Linked DNA regions of Homo sapiens: region 2 is linked to region 1. Evidence: chromatin loops called from intact Hi-C (ENCODE). Cell type or tissue: PC-9. All regions are shown on one strand.

Region 1 (8,000 bases):
CTGAACAGTGCCAGAAGGTCCTTTCCTTAGGCTGTCCAAGGGTGTTGGGTAGGTCCCGGGATGACACGCTGCTCGTTCAGGCCAGGGAAGGGGATGCTTGCCCTCACATCGAGCTTTTTGCTGAGGAAACCCTTGCTAATCTCTCATTCAGAAATGCTCCTTTGGGGAGTGGTTCCCTTCCATTTCAGAAGGACCTATCTCCCTTGACTGCCCCTGGGAAAGAGTAGATGTTTTCAATGCTTCCATCGTGTGCACTGTGAACTTCTCCAAAATAGTTCTTTCAAAGTAAGGTTTTGGGTGAACATAAATGAGAAACTCTAACTCCCCAGGGGAAAATTTACCATAAGAACTCAGGCTTCGGCCTCAGGTAATATTGAATCTGGGTTTCCAGCAGTGAGATTGAGAATGTGAGGCATGCCAGCAAGACAGACCCGTCCTGATTCTGCTGCGAGGCCCGGCTGGAGGCCCACCCAGTCTGTCTGAAGTTCCCAGGTTCGTTCTGGGGAGTCCTCTGAGAAGGGTTTCTCAACCTCGACACTACTGGTCTTCTCATCAGTTGCAGGGACACGAGGAAGCAAGTTATATAGTTTGTTTATAATAGAGTAGTTACTATAGGTTTGGAATCAAAGATATGAGGTCACACCCCAGCTTCCATTGCTCAATTTTCTCACCTGTTAAATGCGGATAATATCACTCACCTGAGAGAGTAGTTATGAAGAATAAATGTGGTAATGTGTGCAAGTGGCTATTTATCAAATGCCTGGCACATAGTACATGCTAACTAAATGGTACGTTTACTACTTCCTAATGTGGACTTTTCAGAGAAGCGTGTGGATGGGGGCATTAATATTTAGGGAGCACTCTCTTTATAGTACACCTCCTATGATTGCTTACATGGAAAGCAGGGAGAATAGACCCTTTGCTCCTCAGGTGTGGGCCAGCTGTCAACTTAAGGCGATGCTGGTACCTGGCACCAGAGGCTGAGTGTGGAAAAAATGAATGCTACCTGTTCCCTTTTCTTAGCTGTAATGCAAAAAGGCTAAAATGTTCTATTCTTTAGTGATCTCTTCATTGATTCTTAATTGAGGTAGTTACTGTGACATGCTTTGGCAGCTGAGATTATAGCTTGAAGTTTATGAAGAGAAAAGACTTTTATCTTCACTTATGGCTGAGTCTTGGATCTTACCAAGTTGCCTATCCAGGTTTGGTGGTCAGCAGCCAAGCTGCTCCCCATGCTTCTTCCCCTAACTACCAACATTCCTTCACAACCCTCAGCATTCAGAACTCAAGCTCTCAAAGCCTGGGCGAGAAATCCTGAATTATCCTGTTGGTCAACTTAGGTAAAGTGAGAATAGTTAGAAAACGTAAATGAGTGAAACAGAAGGAAAAGACAGTGAAATAACCATTCATTGATTAATTCCACAACCATTTGGTACCATACATACTGCATGCCAGCTACTGGTCATGGTGCTAAAGTTACAAAGATGAACAAAACTCAGCCTCTGACCTCAAAAATATAGTGGCTGCTTTTTGTTCTGGGTGCTGGTTGAAATTTGAAAACATTTGGCTGGTTGTATACTTAAGATTTGGGTGGTTTTTGATGTATGATATTCTTCATACATTGTGTGTTTAGTGGCAGACACAGACACCAGAACAGGTGATTCTAAGTGCTAGTTACAGATACACCCAGGGCATTGTAGGAGAATAGGGGTCCAGGTGGGAGAAGCATGTTGGGTCCTGGAAGAGATGCTAGCATAAGCAAGGTTATGGAGGAGAAAAGACACCAGGGCAGGAAACTAGGAAGAGCCCCGTGTTGCTTGGCACATAAACTGTGAGGCAGGAAATGATGAGCATGGAGGGTTGAAGAAGGACTGGGGGTTTTATGTCTATGGAGGGTAGACTCTATCAGGTGGACAATGGGGAGCTCTGGGCAGGTGTCAGCCAAAGGGAGGAAGTGGTGAGATGTGCATCTTAGACACAGTTGGCAGAGGTTGGCTCAAGGCCAGGGGCACTTTTAATCCCATTGCCATTTTCCAGATGAGAGATGGGTGACAGCTTGAACGAAGATACAAAATTTCATGCATAATATGCATGTACACACACACATACTCACACACATCTCCAACGGCTGCAATAAAAGAAGATTTTCATATACCATACGATTCTACAGAAAATCCCATTTGAGTCTGGCAGACATAAAGGTATAATTGTCTAAGAGGAACTCATTTATCTCTTAAAACTTTTAATATCTCAAGATTCGGAGTGTGAGTTCAATGTCTCCTATGTCAGATATAAGCAGCACACATGAGGGCTGGGTGCGGTGGCTCATGCCTGTAATCTCGGCACTTTGGAAGGCCGAGGCAGGTAGATCACAAGGTCAGGAGATGGAGACCATCCTGGCCAACATGGTACAAAAGTACAAAGGTACTAAAAGTACAAAAAAATTAGCTGGGTGTGGTGGCATATGCCTGTAGTCCCAGCTACTTAGGACGCTGAGGCAGGAGAATCGCTTGAACCTGGGAGGCGGAGGCTTCAGTGAGCCGAGATCGCGCCACTGCCCTCCAGCCTGGCAACAGAGCCAGACTCCGTCTCAAAAAAAAAAAAAAAAAAAAAAACCACATATCTTGTATCTTTTGTATTTTTAGGGGGGAAGAAATTTGGGAGGAAGTCATTTTTTATTCTCTCAGTGGTTTATTTGCTGCTTGTCTCATCTTTGAAATATTTTCTGTTATCTACTTTACTGGCGAGACTCTAGTCCAGGGAGTGAACACTCTGGCTTAGCTCATCTTTTCCACCTTTAGCTATTCACTTCTTTTCTCATATGTTCCAGAAGAAACTCCCAAGTAGCAAAATTGATGAAGAGACTTTATCGCCTCTGCATAACCCCAGATTGCCTGACGTGTTTTCTCATGTCTTGTTCTTTTTTTCCTCGCTCTTGTCCTCCAGGTTTGAGTGCAATGGCTTGATCTCGGCTCACTGCAACCTCCGCCTCCCAGGTTCAAATGATTCTCCTGCCTCTGCCTCCCAAGTAGCTGGGGTTAAGGTGCCTGCCACCACACCCGGCTAATTTTTGTATTTTTTAGTAGAGATGGGGTTTCACCATGTTGGCCAGGCTGGTCTCGAATTCCTGACCTCAGGTGATCCGCCCGCCTCAGCCTCCCAAAGTGCTGGGATTACAGGCATGAGCCACTGCGCCTGGCCACATCCTGTTTCTTTAAAACAGAAGGCTGAAAGGTCTAGCCATCTATCCAAGAACAATGGCCAGCCCCTCTGTAGGCAGGCTCTGAGAGAGACGTCGATGATGCCAGACTCTCAATGGGGAGGGTAAGTTTGTGAGTGTGGACAGCGGTCTCATCGGCTGCAGGGAATTTTGAAAGAGGGATGGGGGACTGCAATGACTCACTATATTCTTCAAAGCCTTGCCTGTACACCAGGTGTAGGAGAGAAGAGGAGGTGGTGACAAGTACATGTGGTCATCTATCCAAACTCTCATGTTTCAAAGGAACATTAATTTCATTGTCCCCAGAGAGGAGAAGTAAATAATGAGGTATTGTCTAAGTCAGGTTGTTTCCTGCTGGAAGCTAGAATTCTGCAAAGTGTTGGACTTCGATCTAGACTTGGCTTTAGGTCTGTATGAGCCACTTGTGGGGAGCGTGGCTTTTGGCAAGTTACTTTACCTCTTGAAAACCCATTTCCTCTTTGTAAAAATGGGATAATAGAGCATGTCTTTTTGCCTTTAAAGGTTATGCAACATGCACTCATATGTTAATTGCTGCACTGTTCACATAGCAAAGACAGGGAATCAACCTAGGTGCCCACCACTGGTAGATTGGATCAAGAAAATGTGGTACATATACACCATAGAATACTACACATCCATAAAAAGAGTGAAACCATGTCCTTGCAGCAACATGGATGCAGCTGGAGGCTGTTATCCTAAGTAAATTAATGCAGGAACAGATAATCAAATATTGCATATTGTTTCTTAGGCGTAGGAGCTAAACACTGGGTACTCGTGGACATCAAGACGGTAATAGAAACTGAGGACTACTGGAGGGGGAGAGGGGGACAAGGGTTGGAAAACGAACTATTGGGTACTATGCTCAGTACCTGGGTAACAGGGTTAATTGTGTCCCCAAACCTCACCATCTTGCAATATACCCAGGTAATAAACCTGCACACGTACCCTCTGAATATAAAATAAAAGTTGAAATTATAGAAAAAATAAAAAAATAAAAAAGACTGTGAGATATTGGGAATGGAAATATTTTGGACATTGAAGAGTGCATTTTGAAAATAATGCTCTAATGTGAGAATTTTCTCCCGAGCGTTAACGAACTCACCACAGAGGCAACCTTGGTTATAGTGAAGGGGTCTGAGGAACAAGGAGAAAGTACACAAGATGCTCCCTCAAGGAGGCAAGAGTATACAACAACGTCTTGATTGATTATCCATTTTAGAGAGATCTATGGTAAATGCTCACGGGCTTTGTCTGGCCCCTCCGCATACCTCTCTCTTTGCAGAGTTTTGGAAACTCATTTCCACCCTCGCCAAGGCAAAAACACACTGGAAAGTGAAGCTGAGATTCAGTCATATTAGAAGGGGGCACTGGCCTCAGTACCCCCACCTGGGTTTGGGTCTCAGCTCTGCCCTTCTCTCCCTGCAGGCACCCGGGTAGGAATCTTCCCTCTCCGGGCCTCCGTTTCCCATCCGTATGTTGGTTAGAATATTATTAAGGTCCTTTTCAGCACTTGAAATGGATTCTGTGCTGTCCCAAGGCATCCAGTCAATCCCAGCTTCTAGTTGCTGCAGTGACTGGGTCACTGGTGCAGCATCTCCGGTCCACTCACAGCAGCAGTCAGGAACTTATGTTGCTGTGCTGATTTTCTGGTCCTCGTCCTGTTTCCTCACAGTGGCATGACGGATCGGACATGCCATGCGACTGCATGGTGGCTCAGCTTTCCTGGCATGCAAGAACGTGCAGGGTGCATACAGATGCCATGTTTTCTAACCATCGCAACTTTGAGGAGGCAGCAGGAGATGAGGCTTAGGAGGGAAGTGATTGCTCTACACAGCAACCCACGGTGGTGGGAAGAGGGGTCAATTGTAAAGTTGTAGGCCACCGGCTGAGACCTGCTGAGTGATGAGCATTACTCAGAGAGTGGGTCCAGTTCCCATTTTAGACCCAAAGTAAACTCTCCAGGCTCTGTTGTAGTTGGCTAATGGCAATCCCCAAACCACAGGCTCCAGAGATATGAGCCAGTGTTCCAGGAGAAGCCACCCGCAGGAGAGGGGAGGATGAAGGGAGAGAGCCTGGCTCAGAGTCCTGTGCTTTGGGGACTGATTGCTTCAGATGGAGGCATAGTGCCTCCTTTAGTTCAGGGTTCAGTGCTAAGATCTCAAGCAAAATCCAATCCACGTTCACAGATGCGCATATGGGAAGGGTGTTGAACTCGTTCTCCCCAAAGTCAACATCAAGAGAACCGAGGGACTGGTGGAGTCACTTGGAAGTTCTTCATTCTTTTTTTCTCAAGCTCAGAAAGACCAGCATACCACTTAGAGGCTTGGTTTGGACAGCTCTCCAAACCCCTGGTCAGATTGCTCTCTTGCAGCTAAAACACAGGGTTAGCTGAATTTTCTTCCAGACTTCATTGCAAACGATTATCTTGGCATATTATCTGTAACATTTCCTTTGGAGAGTTCCTCCATGTTAGAAAACAAAAAGTTTGCCATACCCTGTGAATGACTGAATTAAGAAGTAAAACCTCAAATCAGTCAAGATGCATGAAGATTTGAGTGACTTGTGAGCATGAATTACATGACAAAGACCTCATGAGGATGCCACGGCTAGGAAAGACGAGACCGTAGGATAATGTCGATCTGGATGCCTTTGCGACTTGTGAAATCTGAGAGCCCCACCTTGACGAGTCACCTGTGCAATCCCTTGCCCTAAGGTACGATCATACTTGAATCCTCAGTCTTCAGACTTTGTAGTCCTTGAACACACATGCACAGAAAATACACATTTGTATGCAATATTGCACCCTCCCCCATAACTCACTGCAATTAGGAGTTGAATTCCCCAGTTTGCTGGACTAAACTTCGAGACCCAGCAACAGGGGCTCTTGAGAAGGAAAAAAGGAATTCCACACTGGTGAGGTTAGGGCTGCAGCCTTTGAAGCGAGATGGCTTCGTGGAGGCTGCCTGCTTTAGAAACGGCTGGGTCCTGACGCTCTCAGGGGGGAGCTGGGAGAAGCGGCGTGGAGAAAACCACTCAGAAGCCCGGAAGACTGGAGCGGGCGCTCGCGCGGGGCTGGGATTTGTGTAGTGCTGTGGGTTTTACCTTCTGAGCACCCCATCTGCCCTCTCACAGGCACAGCAAGGGCCCTATAGTTGCTCTATTCTCCACCCATCTCTGAAAACTTTCCTTCTCTGATGCTACTTCAAAGCCCCCTGGGAAAGCCAAGTTGCCAATTAAGCCTCTTTGAGGCAGGTTCTCATTCCTTCCCCACTAATTGAAATGTTACTCCTTTTACTAAACCCATAAACCACCCAAACACAACGGTCTTCCTCATTTGCATTGTAACAATGTCCCTAATGTGCTTCCAAGAGCTTTACGTAAAGGCGAACCTTTTCTCCTCTCCCTGTATGAACGGTCAAAAGCAATTCCGAGGCAAAGGCCTTCATTTCCATCCCCATACAGCTGCTCATTAGCTCAGGTGGAATAAATTCCTTTTATTCTGGATTCATTTCCCAGGATGATAATGTCTTTTTTGTCTCAGACCAGTGTTCCCAAACTAGGCCTTAATTGCTGATAGTAATTGAGTTAATACATATTTACAGCAGGGTAAGGTTAAAGCAGTTCTCCTGTAGTTTTACTGGAGACATTTGATTTAACCTGCAATAAAATCATTAACAAGTTGTTCAGTGTTCATTCCGTCTGTCCTTTATCTTGTCTGCTCCTTGGGAAAGCTGGGTGAAGGCAGATGGCTTTGGCGCAGGCTCAGCTCTCAGGCTGCAGAGACGAGAGTGCCCAAGTCTCACCTCCTCACCTCCGGGTCCTCCTGTATTCAGAGAGAAGGACCTCTCCCACTGAAAGCAGATAGCCCGGGGCAAGGCTATGCAGCTCCCCAGGCGTCCAGCCAAGGAGCGCAGGCGGGAGGATGAAAGCCCATCAAAGCCACAGGGCTGGGCCAGGCTCTTGAATCAGCTCCCATCAGTAGCTCCGGCCCAAAGTGGCCCACAGGCGAGGCACCGAGCCGAGGTGTCAGGCAACGTGGTAGTCCTGGCCACTGGTGCATGCCTAGAGAAATGGGCTGAAAACAGGGTAGGAGGAGGGACCAAGGGCCGAGGGCAAAGCCAGGGAAAGCCAGGGAAAGCCAGGGGGTTTCCAAATTACACCCTGGGGGGCCTGATGGTTTGCTTGTGAAAAAGCCTTCTTGAACCTTCTCTCTCACCTTCTCATAGACAGGGAGAAATGTGGAGGCCTCCTTATCCAGGGGTTCCAGGCCTCTGTATCTACTGGAGTGAAATTGGCTTTACCCAAAAAGTGAGGCTGGCTTGAGTGCACTGCAGGCTGACGGCTGCTCCCTTCCTCCCTCACTTGCCTCGCCTGGGCCTCCGGCTGCTTTTCTATTCAGAAGGAGCCCAGCCTGAAATAAATGGTCCTGACTGGCAGAGATAGCTGGCAGTTCCCTAGAATCCCCACTGTCACGGGCTTCCTGGGTCCACAACTAGATTATACTTTCTAGTCCCCTTTCCAGTTAGATGTGGCTGCGTGACAGACTTCCAGCTAATGGTGTTTGGGCCAAGGGAACAGTGACACAGGCCATCTCCATGCTCTGCTCTCACTGGTGGCCTGGGGAGAGCAAAGATGACCCTGGGGCAAACGTTGAAAGCAGCAGAGCTGCGGTCAGCTCAAAAATGTCAATCATGAAAGAACTGCTGTCTCACCCTTCCCTGTGAGTGAGCATGCCATAAATGTCACTGTACACTTAGGG
Region 2 (8,000 bases), 84 kb before region 1:
TGCCCGGGCCCTCTTCGGGCCTCCTTTCTTCTTCTGTAATGCAGTGGCCGCGCCTGCATGCGCTTCTGGGCTGCTCTGCTCTGTGATTTTCTCTCTATGCCAGATCAGTGTTCCTGTCCTACTGAAGTTCCTCCCTACTCTCTCTCTCTCTCTGTGTGTGTATATGTTTCTCCAAGTGATTCAAATCTGAAACTTCCTGGGATTTCCCTTTGCCTAGCACAGTGGTTCTTAAAGTGTCTTGGGAAGGCCGGAAGTATCACGATTACTTGGGAACTTGTTAGAAATGCAAATTCCCAGGTCCCACGCAGACCCACTGAATATGGGACTCTGAGGGTGGGCCCGGCAGCCTGCGTTCAAGCCCTCTAGGTGAGTCTGATGTGTGCGAGAGTTTGGAAGTCACTGGGCTGGACAGTTCATGCCACACTCCCATGTGAATTGAAAGCTTCCCACACGCTGGTCCCAATTTGCCTGTTCTGTCCAATTCCTAACTGTCCCATCTCCCATATCCCTTCCTGGGGGACGCTGCTCACACGGTTCCCTCTCCTGAAAAGCTGTTTGCCACTTCCAAGTATTGAAAGCTTCAAGATCCAGCTCAAGCATCATTTGTTTTGATGGATCCCAAGATTCCTCCTACAAGAACAATTTTCCTTCCTCCAGCCTCCACAGTATTATTTTTTTTTTTTTGCCTCTCCCTCTCTCAGTCTTTCTGTCTCTCTGAAGGGGTTTAGCCTTTAATAAGCAGGGCTTCATTCAACTGTGACTACACATGAGAGTCACTCAAGGAACTTTGAATACTTATACCCAGGCTACACTCCGGAGCAATGAGACCAGAATTTCAGGAAGCCTGGCATTGTATATTTCAGTAGTTCCCTTACATAGGTTTAATGTGCCTCTGAGTTTAAGACCCTCTCTTCTAAAGCGACCAGAGGGAAAATCATGATGGGAAGAGATAGGAATGTAAAGTTAGGAGACACAGGTTCTGCTCAGGGCTCTGTCCCAAATGACCATCTAATTTGGGGCAAATCACTTCTCCCCTCTTTCCCAAACTGCAAAATGGGGCATTGTTTTAGATCAGTGGCTCTCAAAGCCAGCCAATGCCTGGATGTCAATCCTACGGATTCCCATGTAATCTGTCTGGGGAGCAGCCTGGATTCTAACTTGCAGCCAGGGGTGAGAACTACTCTCTCAGATCTCATCTAAGGGCCATGCAATTGTGTACAACGGTTTACTTTGGAGAGCAAGGGTGTCTGTCTCTTCAAATACTTGGACTTCTTTGCCCCAGCATCTATTAATCTTTCCTCTTCCCAAATAAAACCTCAGACCTGGTGTCAGTGATGCTGGGGCATGTGAAGTTTCTTATCTGATAGCATAAGAGCCAGGGATATTGTGAGCCTACCACAGGCAGCCTGGTTGGGTGTGTTTGGCCAAGGTGGCAGGAGGCGGATTAAGGATCAGATGAAAATGCTCACCAGAGGCCTGGCAGGGGGTCACTGGGAGGGCTACTTCTGAGCTCCAAACACCAGCACGGGTGGGGGGATGGGTTTTCCTTCGAGGCTGGGTCAGGCAGGGTCTTATGTAAAGGGCAGATGTAAAAGAGACCTTGTAAAGTAGAAGAAGACGGAGTGCATCCAGGCAAGTTAAGTTCTGAAACTAGGTAAGTCAGTCTGCAGCCCGGGGTTGGCAGGATGACCCAGCAGCGGCGAGGGGCCAGGGACAGGGGCGGAGGAAACAGCTGCTTATTTAAGGGGTGGGGGTGGGGAAGGGAAGTAGAATGCTTACAGAAGCATCCTCTCTGATGAAGGTGTTACTGATCCCTGGAGACACCCAACAGCCATCTACAATAGGCTTCTCTGTTTATCTGCACATGACACCATCCCGTTTCAGAGCCCAGAGCAGAGACCTTCCACCTCAGATCCAGGAGAGTGGAAAAGACGCTCCCCCAAACCATCACCTTCCCTCAAACCCCCAACACCCTCAGCCTCCAGCGCACGATGAACTCTTTTCTTCCTCTGTGCTATGCCCTGCTGCCGCCTGCCCCATAAGGATTTCTTCCCCTAAAGATGGGCTGGTTTCTAAGGCCAACTGCCCCTGGAGGAGGGAGGGGGCTGTGTTTTGCAGTGAGAGGTAGTGTTGGCTTAGAGAGGCCCGAGTTGTTTTGCAGATGGGAAAACAGTCCTGGGGGTGCGGTGTCTGGCCCAGGCCAGCCCAGGGCGCCAGGACAGAGGTCAAGCCGTCTGTCTGGAGCTTGGAGCACTAGACCATGCTTCCTGATGACTTTACAGTCTAAGCCATTGAGGAAGAAAAAGCACATGGAAAAGGAGCTTTGTTTTGACTTCTCGACACTGGCAGGGACCGGTTCTCCCTGCTGGGAAGATGAGAATGTCACAGGGCCATGGGTGTGATGTGTTTCACCCCACACTCCCACCCTGTGAGGTGTCTGGTGAAGCCTGGGAGAAGGTAGTTTTCCAAGAGTAAGTCTCCTGGGTTTGCTCCAGGCAAATAAAGTTTTTGAACTTGAATGTTGGTCAAATAAAGCTTTGTGGTCCCAAGGAAGGAGAGCAGTTTCAAAAGCCACCCACCTGGAAGGCTCGTCACGGCTTTGGAGGCATCAGATCCCCTTTGCAAGGCCATTTTTTTGGTTGCCTTTGAGGTCAATGAATCAGAGCAGTCTGAATTCCATTTGCCCTGGCACAGGCTAGGCGGGGGCAAAAGGTCATGTGAGGAAGAACAGGCACAAACGAGGCGGGACCTGGCGCTGCACCTGAGGTTGGGTTTGTTGTGGCCCCAGCACACCTTGCAAATGGAAAAAGGTAGAGGGGTGTCTTCAGACCCCCAAATTGTAAAGTAGTCAGAGAATCACAACATTGGAAGGGACCTTAGACTAATTTAGTATCTATTCCACTCAGATGACCCAACCTGCTGGCTTTACAGACAAGGAGACCGAGGCCCTGGGATGTGTGGTGATGGGTTCACCGTCCTCCAGGGAGTGGAGACAGGCCTAGGATGAGCTCGACGATGCTTAGCCCCAGGCACTTTCTTTGGGTCCCTGGCTGCTTCCAGTCTTGCAACAGGACTCTGTGCCCTTTGGCTTGCTCTTAATATCCCTGACCTCTGGAGAGCCAGCCCCAGCTCTATGATTTTTGGCAAATCTGTTAACCACGATGTCCCTCCATCCAACCCAGCTGGGAAGCCAGGCAGGACGCACGGCTCCTGGGAAGCCAGCTAATGGCACCCTCTGGCCCTTCTCTGCCAAAAGCCCCACAGCGGGGAAAGAACCGGCTGGGGAGAGTTTGAGACGGCTTGGCAACCCCCTGATAGAGGCTTGGCTGGTGCACACCCCACTCCCCCTACCCAAGAAAGCCCCCAAATAGGAGGACTCTAAAGAAGAAACATCCTAAATGATGAGCCTTCACAAGGAGATTTTCACTGGTTCCTTCCCACACCAATTCATAGGATTGGTTTTCAGGAAAAAAAAAAAAAAAGTAGGAAAAGGATTGTTATGAGGCCAGACCTGGTGATTGCCCCAGGAGAGAATGAACCAAGAAACAATTGCCAATGGCATCAAGTAAGGCTGCCCATAGAAACTTACCGAAGAATCCATAGTTTAACATGTTATTACTTTCTTTATTTCCTCCAGAGAATTTTACAGTGGCACACCCCTAGGGACTATTCTTTCCCTTAATAAAAGAGGGAAAATGTAGATTTGGAGTAGGGAAGCTGTTGTCTTGGGACAAGCAGCCAGGAGGTGTGGGTGGGGTCAAGAGAAACTCTGGCCGGGTACAGTGGCTCACACCTGTAATCCCAGCACTTTGAGAGGCCAAGGCAGGTGGATCACTTGAGGTCAGGAGTTCGAGACCAGCCTGGCCAACATGGCGAAACCCTGTCTCTACTAAAAATACAAAATTAGCTGGGCATGGTGGCAGGTGCCTGTAATCCCGGCTACTCGGGAGGCTGAGGCAGGAGAATCGTTTGAACCAGGGAGGCAGAGGTTGCAGTGAGCCAAGATTGTGCCACTGCATTCCAGCTTGGGTGACAAAGTGAGACTCTGTCTCAAAAAAAAAAAGAGAAACTCCAGGTCCATCCCTCATGTCTGGGGCTCAGCTGTGCCACGTAGGCTGTTTGCACAGGTGAAGATCAAGGCTGCATGTCTGTGTTGCCCAAGCAGCCTCTGATGGCAGTCTGCCAGGTGAAAGCATTGGCCAGACCCTTGGCTTGATACTGGGCTAGTAATGAACCTCTGTGGTTGATGGAGCATATTACCTTTTGATCTCCAGTGGGGAGGTGAGCAGAAGCCACCAGTCCTGAGATGTGGTACAATTCCAAGTCTCTTCAAGAGTCACCTGAAGTGAAGTGCACAAGAAGGAGAGAGCTCTGCCACCCGAGGCTCCCTTTAACATCCTGGAGACACCTCTTTTCAATGGTGGAGCTCAGGCAGCTGGTGGGCAGGCTCAGGCAGAGCACCTGGGACTTATCAGGTGCACTGGGATGAAACTCATGCCCAAGAGAGGCTTGGAAGCTGACTGGACAGAAAAGGTTCAGAAAGAGTGTGGTGAATATGTAGAGGTGATGGGTCACTCTGGCAGGTTGTCAGCCTGAGACAGGTCCCAGCTGTGGAGGGGAAGGGCTGCAGGTACAAGAAGGTGTAGGCAGCTAGGGCTTCCTCTGCCCCACCCAGCAAGTGACCAATGTTATCAGGGTCACAGAGCTCAGAGGTTAAGAATACAGGCTTTGCAGTCAGACAGGAGGTACTGACTCAACCTCTTTCTGGCAGTGTGAACATGGACAAGGTTATTTAACTCCTTTGAGCCTTAGTTTCCTCATTAACTGGGTGGAGATTAAAGTACCTAACTCACAGGTCATGGTGAGAATTCAATACAACAACATATATCACATGTTAATCATAGTGCCTGGCATTCAACATAATATTGTTATTATTACTTTTTTTTCTTTCAGGGATTATTTTCAGACCTCATGAAGCTGCTGGCTTATAGAACAGGAGTCTTTCTGTTGGCAGCCAGGAGAGATACAAGAGGGGGAGGACAGATTCTGCAGCTCCATTTCGTGAGCCATCACCTGTCTTTGTCCCTTTTTTTTTCAGTAGGGTATGTGGGAGCAATAAGGCAAGGAAACCTCAAGGGTGGCCCTTGGTTACACAAAGTCTTATAAATGCTTCCAAAGCACAGAGGCTTCCTCCTTCTCAGGATGCGGGCTGGAGATGAAGTCCCCCATTCCCTGCTCTTGCTCAGGCCATTTTTACCAAGGTTCCCTCTCACACAGGTCCCTCACAGCTGGCCTCATGGTGTGGGAAGGGGCCCAGACAGCTAAAGTCAGATCTGGCCAGGCAAAGCCTTGAGGTCCCAGAAGGCCCTGCCCAGAGCCAGGTGTCCTCACAGTGAGGCCTTGGGCTTACAGACCTGAGTACTTCCCATGGGAGATACCTGGTCCCAGAGGTAACTCTTGATAAGGGCTTATGGATTCTCCCTCTGGCTTTGAGCTGTGTTGCACCCGTAGGTGCTGATTTACGTGAGGATTAGGAAAATGCTACACTTTGAGGTAGCCTTAGGGAGGGGCTAGACATCTTTATCACCTCTGAAGGTGGCTCAAGAATCAGAGTAAGGGTTTGAACAGTATTTCCACAGGTCAAGGGGCAACTCTCTTCCTTCCAATCACCCCCACAGATCTCTGTTTCACCTCAAAATAAATGCTGAACAAAAATTTCAAGAAGAACTGAAGGGAAGGGAGCAAATTATGGATCTTCCTGGGGCAATTGTAGGTCTTGGTCTGAACCTGACTCAATATGAGTCCTTAAAACAAACTGTGGCAGAGACTGCTAGCAGCCAAGGCCATCTTGTTCTCGTCTCCCTTGTCATCCATACAAAATATATTTCCCATACTCCCTTGCAGCTAGGCATGGTCATGTGACTGAGTGGTAGCCAATGGAACATGAGTAGGAATGATGGGCACCACCTCCAGGCCTGGTTCATCAAAACATCTCAGGTTCACTCCTATGTGTTCTTTACTGTCTTAGGCAAATAAGGATAATGCACAGGGTACCCTTGAAAGCCATGTGTTATAATGACAGTGTTCATCCAGCCTTGATTCCTGTAGAGCAGAGTGGAGGAGAGCCCCTGGGCTGGCTCATTCACCAGCTCAAAAATGATACAAGACTAAGAAGTAAACGTCCATAGGATTGTCATGAATTTTGGGGTCTGTTTGCTACAGCAGTGCACTTATACTAACTCATATAGGATCACACCTTTGTTTGAGCTAGAGAGACCACCCCTAGTCCTGTCCTGTATAAGTCTATAGAGTCTCTTCTTTTTTTTTTTTTTTTTTTTTTTTGAGATGGAGTCTCACACTGTTGCCCAGGTTGGAGTGCAGTGGAGTGATCTTGGCCCACTGCAACATCCGCCTCCCAGGTTCAAGTGATTCTCCTGCCTCAGCCTCCCAAGTAGCTGGGATTACAGGCACCTGCCCCCAAGCCTGACTAATTTTTGTATTTTTAGTAGAGATGGGGTTTCACCATGTTGGCCATGCTAGTCTCAAATTCCTGACCTCAAGTGATCCACCCACCTCAGCCTTCCAAAGTGCTGGGATTACAGGCGTGAGCCACTGCACCCAGCTCTATTCTAATTATTTGCAGTAATTACATTCTATTTATAAAGTGGCTATGAGCATTGAATTAGCAAAACTGAGCCATTGCTTCTAGGGGAAATATAGGCTTCAGTTTCTGTGAGCCACTAGTCACAATATTTTTGTGAATGATCAATATACAAACTTGTTTTGTGGGTGTTTCTGCTTAAAGACACCATATTTAAATACACTGTTGGTTCATTAACAATGAACTCATAGCCAACAGCATTATAACTCTACCTGAATGAAACTTATCTAACACACAAATGGTTTGCTCCCTAAGGCACATCACAGCCTTCTTGCACTTAAAACACTAGATAACACATCAGCAATCTGCTTGGGGACCATTTTAAACCATTAAATCACCAAGAAAAGCATAAAAATGCAAAAAACATGGCATTAAATGGACTGCAAAAAGGACATTTGTTTACAGTATGATAGACAAAACAAGAAGGCAGGGCATCACCTTGCTTGACCTCAGTTGGGAATGCATGCATCGTGGGCCTCAAATATTTCACCTGTTTGTGCATGTCCAGGAATTACCTTGAAAGAGCCATTGAGGTAGGAGACGGAACTTGACTCTGGAGGTGGGGCTTGGACACTGGAGCAAATTGAGGACTAGCTAAAACAGGTTGGGGGCAGAAGCATCTCCTCATGAGGTACACCGGCCAGTGTGCCCTGTCAGTTTACCATTTCCATGGCGACACCCAAAAGTTACTGCCCCTTAGCATGGCAACCCAGGATTGGCCACTCTCATTCTAGAATTGTCTACATAAACCGCCCCTTAATTTGCATATAGTTAAAGGTGGGTATAAATATGAGTGCAGAACTGCCTCTGAGCTGATACTCAGGGCACACAGCATATAGAGTATTCTTGTTCCGCAAAAAACAGTACCTCTGCTGCTGCTGTACACTCTGCTGCTTCAGAGTCGCTGTTTAACACTGTGGGTTCACCCTTGAATTCTTCCTGGATGAAGCCAAGAACCCTCCTGGGCTAAGCCTCAATTTTGGGGCTTGCCTGTCCTGCGTCAGCATGAGTACGGACTTTGGGGTTACAAATAGGTGCATTTGCAAATATGGAATCCACGAATGATGAAGATAGACTATCACTGGGTACCACCGGAATTCTCTGACCTGATAACTTCATATGCAAATCCTGGCTGGTAAGGAGGATTGGGAGCAGGTGGATTGCCGGAAGTCTTAGGCTAGTACTAAGAGTACGGGGTGGGGTGTAGATACCTGTGTGTGGCTTCCAGTAGGTCAGTACCTGCTGCCTCTACTAGTACTGCTCATTCAAGAACACCTTTGGCTGAAGATGGCACCAGGGTCTGGCCATCAGGCTGCAATTAATTTAAAAGTGATGGAGA

What was found. A loop is a pair of places that touch in the nucleus more often than their neighbours do. Peaks named below come from ENCODE experiments on the same cell type or tissue, not always from the same donor. Only the 100,000 strongest peaks of a DNase experiment are listed, where the experiment ranks them.
Region 2: it touches region 1 in a loop (11-fold over the local background); 1 of 110 quality-filtered maps calls a loop at or near these places.

Annotation. Positions count from the first base shown.
Region 1 is chr3:193,942,592-193,950,591 of GRCh38, reverse strand. No RefSeq gene overlaps it. Among named protein-coding and RNA genes, the nearest start is that of LINC02026, 57 kb to the left of the region's middle. RefSeq lists enhancers at 6,432-7,082, 5,903-7,564, 7,738-8,000. In PC-9, no CTCF peak of the experiment used is centred here; DNase peaks (open chromatin) are centred at 3,391 and 7,931; H3K27ac peaks cover 538 bases.
Region 2 is chr3:194,026,707-194,034,706 of GRCh38, reverse strand. The region is part of intron 1 of LINC02028 (long intergenic non-protein coding RNA 2028); the gene reads left to right. Among named protein-coding and RNA genes, the nearest start is that of LINC02026, 27 kb to the right of the region's middle. RefSeq lists an enhancer at 1,952-2,529. In PC-9, no CTCF peak of the experiment used is centred here; DNase peaks (open chromatin) are centred at 2,666, 4,156 and 4,696; H3K27ac peaks cover 2,697 bases.